Linked DNA regions of Homo sapiens: region 1 is linked to region 2. The links are chromatin contacts, found by Hi-C or POLR2A ChIA-PET in ENCODE. All regions are on one chromosome and are shown on one strand. The core of a region is the stretch at or near the end of the contact, and the rest is flanking DNA. Distances in the headings are between cores, read along the strand shown.

Region 1 (5,338 bases), core at 956-3,455, 1.8 Mb before region 2:
GCCCGGCCAACATGGCAAAACCCTGTCTCTATGGGTACCTCCTAGGGTCTTTGTAAGGATAGAACAACTAACAGGGTGTCTGCTAACCCGATAATATGCCATTCAATAAAAAATACCAAAAAATACAAAAATTAGCTGGGCATGGTGGCATACCCCTGTAGCCCCAGCTACCCCGAAGGCTGGGGTGGGAGAATTGCTGGAACCCGGGAGGCGGAGGTTGCAGTGAACCGAGATTGCACCACTGCACTCCAGCACTCCAGCCTGGGCGACAGAGTGAGACCTTGTCTTAAAAAAAAAAACAGAATCCTTTCATATCCTAATTTAAAAAGGAAGAATAAGAAAGCACTTTAAGTTTGAACAGACCAGTGGTTCCCAACCACAGGTGATTTTGTCTTCCTAGGAACATCTAGTGATATCTAGAAACATACTTAGTTGTCACAGGTGGGCAGAGGGTCCTATGGCACTCAGTGTGTAGTCTCCAGGAATGCTGTTAAACATGCTACAGTGCACAGGACAGCTCCCCTAAACCCACCCAGAGTATCTGGCCCAAAATGTCAATAGTGCTGAGGTTGAAAACTCTGTTCTAACTTCATCTTTCCAGCTGTTTGCCTATAATCTCAACCTGATGGGCACCTACTATTGCAAAGTGCATTTGAAACTGAACTCCTACCCAAATAGACTTCAACAGAAGAATGGATAGGTAAAATCTCTTCTGTCCATACAATGGAATATGATTCAGCCATAACAAGAAATTAACTACTGATACAAGCAGCAACATGCATGAACCTTGAAAACATGATCCTGAGTGAAAGAAACCAGACACAAAAGGCCACATAGTGTAGGATTCCACTTACATGAAATGTCCAGAATAGGCAAATCCATAGATAGAAAGCAGATTAGTGGTTGCCAGGGGCTAGAGGAAGGGGAGAATGGGGAGTAACTGTCAATGGGTAAAGGATTTCCATTTGGGGTGATGAAATTTTGGAACTAGATAGCGGGAAGACTCCACAACAGTACACTGCATTCTGAATGTACTTAATGCCACTGAATTGTACATTTTAAAATGGTTACAGGATGGGCTTGGTAGCTCGCCTCTAAAAGTCCCAGTTCTTCGGAGGCTGAGGCAGGAGAATGGCTTGAACCCCAATGTTTGAGGTTACACTGAGCTGTGATCACACCACTGCGCTCCAGCATGGGCGACAGAGCGAGACCCTGTCTCTAAAAAAAAAAAATACGTAAATACATAAAATAGTTACAACTGTCAATCTTCTGGGTTTTTTTTAACCACAATAAAGACAAATTGAACTAGTTACTAGACAATGACAACTTGCAGCTTTTCGAAGCCAAGCCAAATTGCTTCAAAGTCTTGGAAGCATTGCGAGAACATAGCTGTTTAAGTAGGATGGTTAAGAGTACAAGATCTGAATTCAGACTTCCTAGATTCACCTCCAAGCCAATTTTCTCCCTTGGACCATAGGGAAGTCATTACATCTTTCTAAAATGCAGTTTCCTCCTGTGTAAAATTTGAAGCGGTGCCTACCTCCTACGGTCTTTGTAAGGATCGAACATCTAACAGGGCGTCTGCTAATCTAATAATATGCCATTCAATAAAAGTTGACCAGGGAGCGTTATTACTAGTTTAAAATGTGACCAATAGTCGCATCGCAGGTTTTGAAGAGTGGGAAGAGGGCATTTTGGCATGGAGGCCATTGCAGGCGTCAGGAGACGCGGGATCGAACCCCTGTGCTGTCACCAGGTGCGAAAGCCGCCTTCTTCTTCGGCAAATGGAGCTGGGGGTGAAAGGGTGAGAACTGGCAAAAGCCCTAAACAGAACGGACGAGTCTGGGTAGCTGGGGGGTGTCGGGGGAAACCTCTGCAGGTCGGTCCCGGCTGCAGGCCTGGAGACGACGGGAAGAGGTCGGGTTGGGGTCCGGTCACCTGCCACCCCAGCCACCTCCTCCCCGCGCGGCCGCCTGGCCCCCTCTGCCCACCGCCGCCGCTCGGCCTCCTCCTACCAGGGCAGGTTCCTGATCTTGGTCGCCGCGGGCTGCTCCTGCTGCTTGAGTGCTGAGGTCTCCATGGCGGGGAGACGAAGGTGACCAGATCCGCTGAGATCGTCGCGTCACCCAAGCGCCTGCACAGTGACCAGCCGCGACCTGACCCTGAGACCCTGGCACTTACAGTTCGCGCGCAAAAGCAACTCTCGCGAGACGCGGCCACCAGTTTCCGACTTCCTCCCTCGGTCCCGCCCCCTCGCGTTGCTAGGGCGTCGGTTGCTAGGTTACCGGAGGCGCGGGCCGCCAGCGTCCCTCCAAGCTCCGCCCCTCCAGCCTGCTCTGAACTCTCAGATACCCAGGCGCTTCCAGAGCAGGGCAGCGGGAGAGGCAGGGCCCCCTGCAGCCCCAGTCATCATTACATATTAAGATCTCAAGGCCAAAGCCAATTCCTGCCATCGCCAAGCTTCAAACACTTAAATTCAAAGGAACAAAAGCTGCCGGGGCTCAAAAAAAAAAAAAAAAATCTAAGAAAAAAAACAACACCGAGTAAAACGGCTGGGTCTTGAATATAGATGCCTTTGCGAAAGAAGGCTTGAGATACCTCTCGGCCCCCAAGCTGGGAGGTGAATATTTGGAAATGAAAACAACCCCAAACAAACACAACTGCAACCTACCTATCTCCGGAATCCGTGCCCCTCGCCCAAAAAGTTTAGGGAACCAACCTCCAGAAAACGACTCCAGAGAAAAACAAACAGAAACTTCCAGTTGGGTTAATCTGTGTCGCTGGAAGGTCTAGTTCATGAACACAGAGGACAAGGTCCTTGTGATCTGAGATACTGAGGAGAATCGATATCAACATTTTAGGTTTTTTTCCTGAGGCGAGGAGAATTCTAGATCACTTTTATTTTCTTCTTTTTTGTTGGTCTGTATTTTCTTTTCTTTTTTTTGGTGTCTTGCTCTGTCACCCAGGCTGGAGTGCAGTGGCGCTATCTCGGCTCACTGCAACCTCTGCCTCCCGGGTTCAAGCGATTCTCTGCCTCAACCTCCGGAGAAGCTGGGATTACAGGCGCGCGCCACCACGCCTGGCTAATTTTTGTATTTTTAGTAGAGATGGGATTTTGCCATGTTGGATAGGCTGGTCTCGAATTCCTGACCTCAAGTGATCCACCCGCCTCAGCCTCCCAAAGTGCTGGGATTACAGGCGTGAGCCACTGCGCCTGGCCTGGTCTGTATTTTCCAGCAATGAGCATGCAAAGCATCCATATTGAAGTCTTTTCTTTTTTTTTTTCTTTTAACATGATGAGGAAGACAAAAATCCTGGAGGATTTTTGAGGCTGGCCTGGGGTCAGCAGTGTTCTGATTAGGAGGTAGCAATACTCTTTGCATAGGATTACATCACTGTCACCTGCTTCAGGAACACAGCAGAGGGACAGTGGCAAGTATGTGATGGCAGTTATGGCTTCACCCTAGCCCCTGCCTGGGGACCCCGAAGAAGGGGATCAGCTAGGGCTTGTGATGTGACAGTGCCCCTACTCTGCTTGCTCCCAGGAAACTTTAACACTGGGGGCTTAGATCATTAGCATGCCATTTTTAAACTTTTCTTTCTTTCTTTTAAGATAAAACTGGTTTTATTCATTTTTATCTCCAGGAAGGGAATCATAAATGATTAACAAGTTTTTCTTAAATACTAAGGCTAAAAATCAGCACATGTTTACAATTAATTTGCTGACACATGCTGAGGTGAGATATAGATGCCTCTGAATTAAAGTTATAGAAACACATTAAATATTTGTCATGTATTGCCAAATTCTGGGGTCTTTGAACACTCCTGGGGTTTTGTTCTGTTTCGTTTTTGAGAGAAGGTCTCACTATGTCACCCAGGCTGGAGTGCAGTGGCACAATCACGGCTCACTACACTCTCTAACTCCCCGGCTCAAGTGATCTGCCTGCCTTGGGCCTCTTAAAGTGCTGGGATTATTGGCATGAGCCACTACACCCAGCCCACTTCTGTTTTTTAAAAGGCATAAAATACAAGTGATGGGTATAAAAATAAAGGAAAACAGCTGATACAATTTTAGAAAACAACTGATACAATAACTAAGCAAAATTATGAAAGATTACTAAAGAAATAAATGGTGCTATACCCTCCTCACCAACGATCTAATTGTTGAGACGCAGGCTTCACACTGGGGTAAAATCCTAAAGGGTGGCTGATATGGTTTGGCTCTGTTTCTCCACTCAAATCTCATCTTGAATTGTAATCCCCAGGTGTCCAGGAAGAGAGGTGAGTGGATCATGGGAGCGGTTTCCCCCATGCAGTTCTTGTGATAGTCAGTGAGTTCTTACAAGATCTGATGGTTTGATAAAGAGCTCTTCCTACTTCACTCTTTCTTCTCTCTCCTGCCGCCTTGTGAAGAAGGTGCCTGTTTCCCCTTCGCCTTCCACCATGATTGTAAGTTTCCTGAGGCCTTCCCAGCCATGTAGAACTGTGAGTCAATTAAATCTCTTTCCTTTATAAATTACCCAGTCTTGGGTATTTCTTTATAGCAGTATGAAAATGGACTAATACAGTGGCTTTTGAAACTAAAGGAGAAGTCATCAAGAAAGCATTGCTTTGGGTGTCAGAAGACCTGCCTCGAATCAGTTCAACTCTAAAAATCTTTACACAGCCTATGGAGAGAAACCTAAGCAAGTCCCCAAATCCTCAAGTGTTCCAGGAGAATGAAAAGAATTATAAAGGCTAAAGAATTATTAGAATCAGTGCAGTGAACATGTAGACCAAAGCATTCCTACATGCCAGGAAAATGGTGCATTTGAATGTTTTTGCTTCTCATGAGAAAGGCAATTTAAGTTGCAAGGCAAAGGCAAACTTTTGAAGATGGCCACGTGGACTCTGGATCCTTCTCTCTTTGTTCATGATTTGTTCTCCCTTCAGTGGTTTTGCTCCTTGCCAAGCATTAGGTACCCTTGGGGTGGGATGCCACTTTTTCCACTTAGCCTTGGGCAGGTTTCTTCTCTCCTTATCCAATAATATTTACTCAAAGATTGTTGTAAGGATTAAATGAAAGAACAAATGTGCAGCATCCAATACATCGCCACCCTACTCTTCCCTTCCCTCCTAACACTCTCCACCCAAACTGTTCTGGTTTCAAATTTGTCCTCTGAAACAAAACCCAAAGGATTGGCTAGTGGAACTATGCCATAATCTGCCCTTATTGATGGTTAAGGCCATCCTTACCATCATGGTACGAGCCATTCATGGTAAGAACCATCCTTCTAAGGACCTTTGCATTAGAAGCATGATGCTGCCACCTCCTTGAGCTGGAAGATTCAAAAAAGAA
Region 2 (5,578 bases), core at 2,654-5,153:
AATGGGAACTGTTTTTCTGAAAGTGCTTTAGGGCAATCAGTGCTAATGCTTTTACATGCTTACTGAAAGTAGAAACCTAGGCATTTGATCAGAGTATTTTCTAAGAGATAGAAAATGTTTAAAAGTCAGATGATAAGCTTGCATAAGCCTCAAGGGTGACACAATTTAGTATTCCTAAATAAGGACTTAGTGTTTCTTGCAGATGAGGATATTGCAATAGGAAGCTATTTGACATAAAAATAAAGTGTGCGTGAAGTGTGCTGTATCACTTTTGTGTAAACTCTCTTTTTGATTTTCTTAAGCAGAAATGGCTGAGATTGGGTTTACATAGTCTCTTAAAATCAAAGCTTGCTTTACTGCATAGAATAAAATGTGTTTCTCTGACTGACTAGTACTGTATAAAATAGCCTACCTCTCTCATGCAAAAACTGATATTGGACAGAAGATGGAAGAGACAAGATAAAAAAAATGGGACCAGAATGGAAAGGGAATCACAGAGGTGGCTAGTATTAGATTCCCAGAGCAAGGAGAAAGAACAAGCAAATAAGAACATGGTAACTTTTTCTCTAAATGGGTCAGATAGTAACCTCTACTTTATAGTCCCTAATCAGTGTGCCCACCTGTAGACATAGAAACTTTAGTGGTTCCTAGGGGCAGAGAGGGTGGGAATCAGGCCTTAAAGAGAGGCAGCAGGAGACATTAACTTTGTGTAATTGTACTCTGATGTACTAAGACTTAATGACTTAGGTTCCTTAGCATCTATATCTTTTTCCAAAGCTGCAGCTGTAATTCATTTTACTATTTCTCCTAAAGAGTGTCCATTCAGTGTTATTATTATTCATCAAATAGGTTTTGCATGCTTACTATGTGGAGGGCAAGTCATAAGATCTGTAAGAGGAATTTCTTGGATCCCTTTCTTTATGGCGCTCTTAGTCTAGGGGAGGTGTTAGAGGCAGGATGATGGACACTAAGAAAGATGTAATTATAAAACTGTTAAGTTATGGCAACATTAACTGATAGTCAGGATGCAGTGCTTCCCAGGAGAAACACTGTGCTCCTTTGACCCCATGAGTGGAGTTGTCAGAGAAGTCTCAGTGAAGAGGCACATCTAAACTTCTGTAGGGGGTCAGAGAAGAGACAGCAATTTATTCAGTTTGGGATTGATGAAAGTATTGCAAATGTAGGCGGCACTACTGCCTTTACAGAAGAGTTAGATTTCACCAGGAAAGAAGGAAGGAAAAGGTACTCTAAGCAGGAAACACAAGAAAGGCATGAAAAAAAATTTTTTTTAAAGTATGTGATATGTGTGTGGGATATGTTGAATACCCTTGGGTTGCTTGAAATAGAATTTTGTGTCAGCAGGGGAGAAAAAGGTAGGGTGAGGACAGCTTGTGATATAAGATGGATGGTACAGTTGAGACCTAAGCAGGAGGAAAAGATGAAATATTTTAAAAAGAATTTTTTTTTACATTGTAGTTCTCTGGTACTTAAAATATGTAATATATGCAGTAAAAATTATTGGGTTCTTGGTGTGTGGAAGGAAAGTAACAAATAACATCATGTTTTGGTTATCTGCCATACATAAGCACTATTGATGGTATTATTGTTAATGACTTTGTGCATTCATAGGTGTTTGCTAAATAAGTGTTCTCTGTAAAAATTTCTTTTCAATGGAAATTCTTGCTTTTATATGAACATGTTAAAATTCTTTTGGCTTTCTACAAAAGAAATGGATTGCTGGGTGATAAATGCCAATTTAAAATGTTACACTACTTTGATTAAAAAATCATAAAGAGTTGCTTTCTAATTTTCATGATTTTTAGCTAGCAGCTGGTGAGTAACTGCTTTTTTTTTTTCCTTTTTTTCTTTTTTTGAGACGGAGTTTCACTCTTATTGCCCAGGCTGGAGTGCAATGGCACAATCTCTGCTCACCACAACCTCCGAATCCTGGGTTCAATGATTCTCCTGCCTCAGCCTCCCGAGTAGCTGAAATTATAGGCATGCGCCACCATGTCCGGCTAATTTTGTATTTTTAGTAGAGATGGAGTTTCTCCATGTTGGTCAGGCTGGTCTTGAACTCCTGACCTCAGGTGATCCGCCCGCCTCGGCCTCCCAAAATGCTGGGATTACAGGGGTGAGCCACCACGCCTGGCCAAGTAACTGCTTTTGAAGCAGTTGGAGCTCCCATTTGTGTCCCAGAAGAACATCTTACTGATGAAAATAAAGTAGTGGTTGTGCTAAATGACTGAAGAATGGACAACGAGATAAAGCAGAGAACAGAGATAGAGTTCCTTATGGCAGTGGGCCAGAGTCCTACTGACATGTACAGATAACTAAAGAAAGCGTGTGCTGTGTATCTTGTGCTGTCAGATAGATGCTGACTGAACCGTGCTAGTTAGGGAGACCAGCCCTTCAGCCGAGTACACGGTTTCATCTTTGCAGTTAGGCTGCAGGACTGCTGCTGTATTTTCATCCACCGGAGCTTAATATAATTTTAAGGATTATGTGGGTGGAGGCTTAGACTAAAGTAAAGTGAGTGTGCTGTTTATCACCAGCAAAGAGTATGCTTTGTCTTGAGAGAGAGACACTGAACTGATGTTCTGTCTTATTGTTTGTGTTTTCAGACTTAATATGGTTACTGTTCAAACTACTATATATCTTTGAAAGATTCCCATTGATATGTATTCCCATCAAAAAGAATTACTAAGTATATAACTAGATATAAATGCCTTCAAATTTTGAAGACATGTCTGTCTAATGCTAAAATTAATGCACTTTTATTAATCTGATAGTGCCCCTAAAATACACAAAACTTTAACCAGCTGTATGTCTTAACTAGTTTAGATAAAACCATCAGATTCTTAAGCTATGTAGACACAGCTGGACCACCAAAAAGAGAGTTAAAATTTTATAATATAAATGCAGCCTAAATTATCAGCATTATTACTTTTCTATTTATTTTAAATTTGGAGAGAAAGGTTAAAAGATACTTCTGATTGAATAAATTGTGTTGATGGCAGTAGGTTTGCTTTTTGATTGTATATTTGGTTTTAGTTAACAAGAAATCCTGTTACTCAATTCTGTAATCTACTATTCTAGTACTCTTCTACCCCAATCACAAGTTTTATTGCCACCGTTTTGGAAAGAAAGCACTCTTATCTCATGTGTCATTTCTCTGGGTGTTAGAAACTGAATTTAAAGGACTATTAAGTTGCAGCCGAAGCCGAAGACTGGGCCAGTCAGACTTTTTTTTTTTTTGTTAATTGCACCTTACTTATTGGCCCTGTTTTCAATTTTGCTCTGTGGAAACACCCAGAGGACCTCTGTGGTGTTCTTGGGTAGCATGTATTCTGTACACAATTTGGCCCTCTAAAGTGAGGTCAACAGTAAAAAATATAATTTAAAAATTAAGCTAGATGAGTTCAACCAGTAATTTTTTTTCTTGCTACTTGAAAGTTAGATTATCCATTAGGTTATAATTTTCTTTGTTATGTTGTTGATCTGGATAATATATGATTCAGTGTAATTTTTTCTTTTCTCATTGCCTCTTTGCTTGTTCTGAAACTGCTGTTAAATATATCATTGAACCTTGTTTTCTGGCCTCCATAATATATCTTTAAAACTTCTTTGCCTCTGCAACTTTCTAGTTAAATTCTTCATTATTATTCTCTAGTTTATTAACTCCTTTTCAATTTTTACTGTTTACATTTTATCTCTTACTCAGTTTTTCATTTCCATTGCTTATTTTAAAATTATTTAAAACTTACTTTGAGTTAAAATATTCATTCTTTAGCTTTTAAATTCTTTTTCATTTCCACCTAGCCTTGTTTCACTTCTGCTTGTTGTGATTTTTTTTCCCTTTATAAAAGAAATTTTACTCTTTTATAAAGAGTAAAAGAGTGGCTCACGCCTGTAATCCCAGCACTTTGGGAGGCTGAGGTGGGTGGATCGCTTGAGGTCAGGAGTTCAAGACCAGCCTGGCCAACATGGCAAAATCCTGTCTCTACTGAAAATACAAAAATTAGCTGGTGTGGTAGCGCACACCTGTAATCTCAGCTACTTGGGAAGCTGAGGCAGGAGAATCGCTTTGAACCTGGGAGGCGGAGGTTGCAGTGAGCCGAGATTGTGCTACCCTAGCCTGGGTGACAGAGCCAGACTCTATCTCAAAAAAAGAAAAAAATTTTAAGCATACTATTTTCAGGCTTTTCTGTTTCTATTTTGTTTGAAGGGATTTTGTATTTCAGTTGCTGTGTTTTTATTCGTTTTCTTTATGTCATGGTACAGCTTTGACTGGGAAGTCCCCCCACTCCCCACAGTCCCTTCTAGTGGTTTTGCACGTATTCTTAACTGCTTCTCCCTGTTGCCCCCACCCCCACCAAGGTCTTAGATTGGCAGCAGAGGGCACTTGTCTCCCACTGATGGTAGATACACCTGCATCTTTGTTCCAGTTGGCCAGGCAGTGGGATAGTGTGGCTGAAGCCCTAGTATTCTCACTTTCCTAGGCACTCAGTTTCTGAGAAGACATACTTCCTGAAAGTCCACACAGCTTACTTACCCCCAGGCAGCTGTTAGTAGCAGTTTGTTTTCAGCCCAATTTCGGCCTCAGTCCCTTATCTTAGGTGGGCCACTTTTATTCCTGTTTCTATAGGATCTGAAACCTAGGCCTTCACTGGTTCCTTCTGAAACCAGAGCCTAGCAGCCCTATACCTTCTGCCCACTCTCTGTTACATATTTCTGTTTCATGGTGATGCTGGTCTTTTTTAGTTAGGTAGGTCTTTAAAATGTCTTCTCCAGGATTTTGCCTGTTGTTGCTTTGTATTTGAAACAGGGTGGGTTTTCAAAGCAATTTATGATGCCATCTTGATTGGAAGTTCCAGTAAATTAAAAAAATTATTTCTAGCTTATTATATTTCAGTCATATTTTATTTTTAACAAGCTTTTGATTTTTTAAACAATCTTGTGAATCTTTTCATATTCTCTAGAACATATAAATATTTCTCTTTATGCAGTTCAGCCAAAGTTTATTTAGCATTGTGGGCTTAATATTTTCGTGATGCTTTTGAATGTGGTTAAGGTGAATTTGATCAGATGGATTGAGGATTTGTAGATGAAGTAGTCCTGAATGATTTTTACTATGATTAGGAAATACCCTGTACTTAAAAAGAAGTAGGGGTGGCTGGGAGTGGTGGCTCATGCCTGTAATCCCAGCACTTTGGGAGGCGGAGGTGGGTGGCTCACCTGAGGTCGGGAGTTTGAGACCAGCCTGACCAACATGGAGAAACCCTGTCTCTACTAAAAATACAAAATTAGCTGGGCGTGGTGGTGCAAGTCTGTAATCCCAGCTACTCAGGAGGCTGAGGCAGGAGAATCGCTTAAACCCAGGAGGTGGAGGTTGCGACGAGCCGAGGTTGCACCATTGCACTCCAGGTTGGACAAAAAGAGCGAAACTCTGTCTCAAAAGAAAAAAAGAAGTAGGGGTGTGGGTATAGACAGGGTTATTTTTTTGTTTTTTGTTTTTTTAAATACCCTTCCGTCATCTTCTCTTCTTTTGTCATTTACATCTACATCTTTAAAAATT

The links. A loop is a pair of places that touch in the nucleus more often than their neighbours do. ChIA-PET counts read pairs that join two places held with the same protein, here RNA polymerase II (POLR2A). Pooled maps may share reads with other maps.
Region 1: a pooled map shows a loop between it and region 2 (4-fold over the local background). The contact joins the promoter of RFC5 here to the enhancer-like site in region 2. A Hi-C loop is called at or near these places in 2 of 50 pooled maps. POLR2A ChIA-PET finds 5 or more read pairs at or near these places in 2 of 52 experiments (A673 and B cell).

The regions. Positions count from the first base shown.
Region 1 is chr12:118,013,570-118,018,907 of GRCh38, reverse strand. It overlaps RFC5 (replication factor C subunit 5), which reads right to left and starts at 2,205. Exons shown (of 11, transcript NM_007370.7): 1 at 2,016-2,205. The coding sequence starts at 2,080. RefSeq lists a silencer at 1,914-1,963, enhancers at 2,328-2,497, 4,705-4,874 and a cis regulatory region at 4,789.
Region 2 is chr12:116,194,061-116,199,638 of GRCh38, reverse strand. All of the region lies in intron 2 of MED13L (mediator complex subunit 13L), which reads left to right. Among named protein-coding and RNA genes, the nearest start is that of MIR620, 48 kb to the right of the region's middle. RefSeq lists a silencer at 2,161-2,455 and an enhancer at 2,161-2,455. Within about 2 kb of position 3,903, at least 3 of the 41 ENCODE cell types and tissues checked have a DNase peak (open chromatin) inside an H3K27ac peak, as active enhancers do; they include B cell, where a contact is called at or near this core.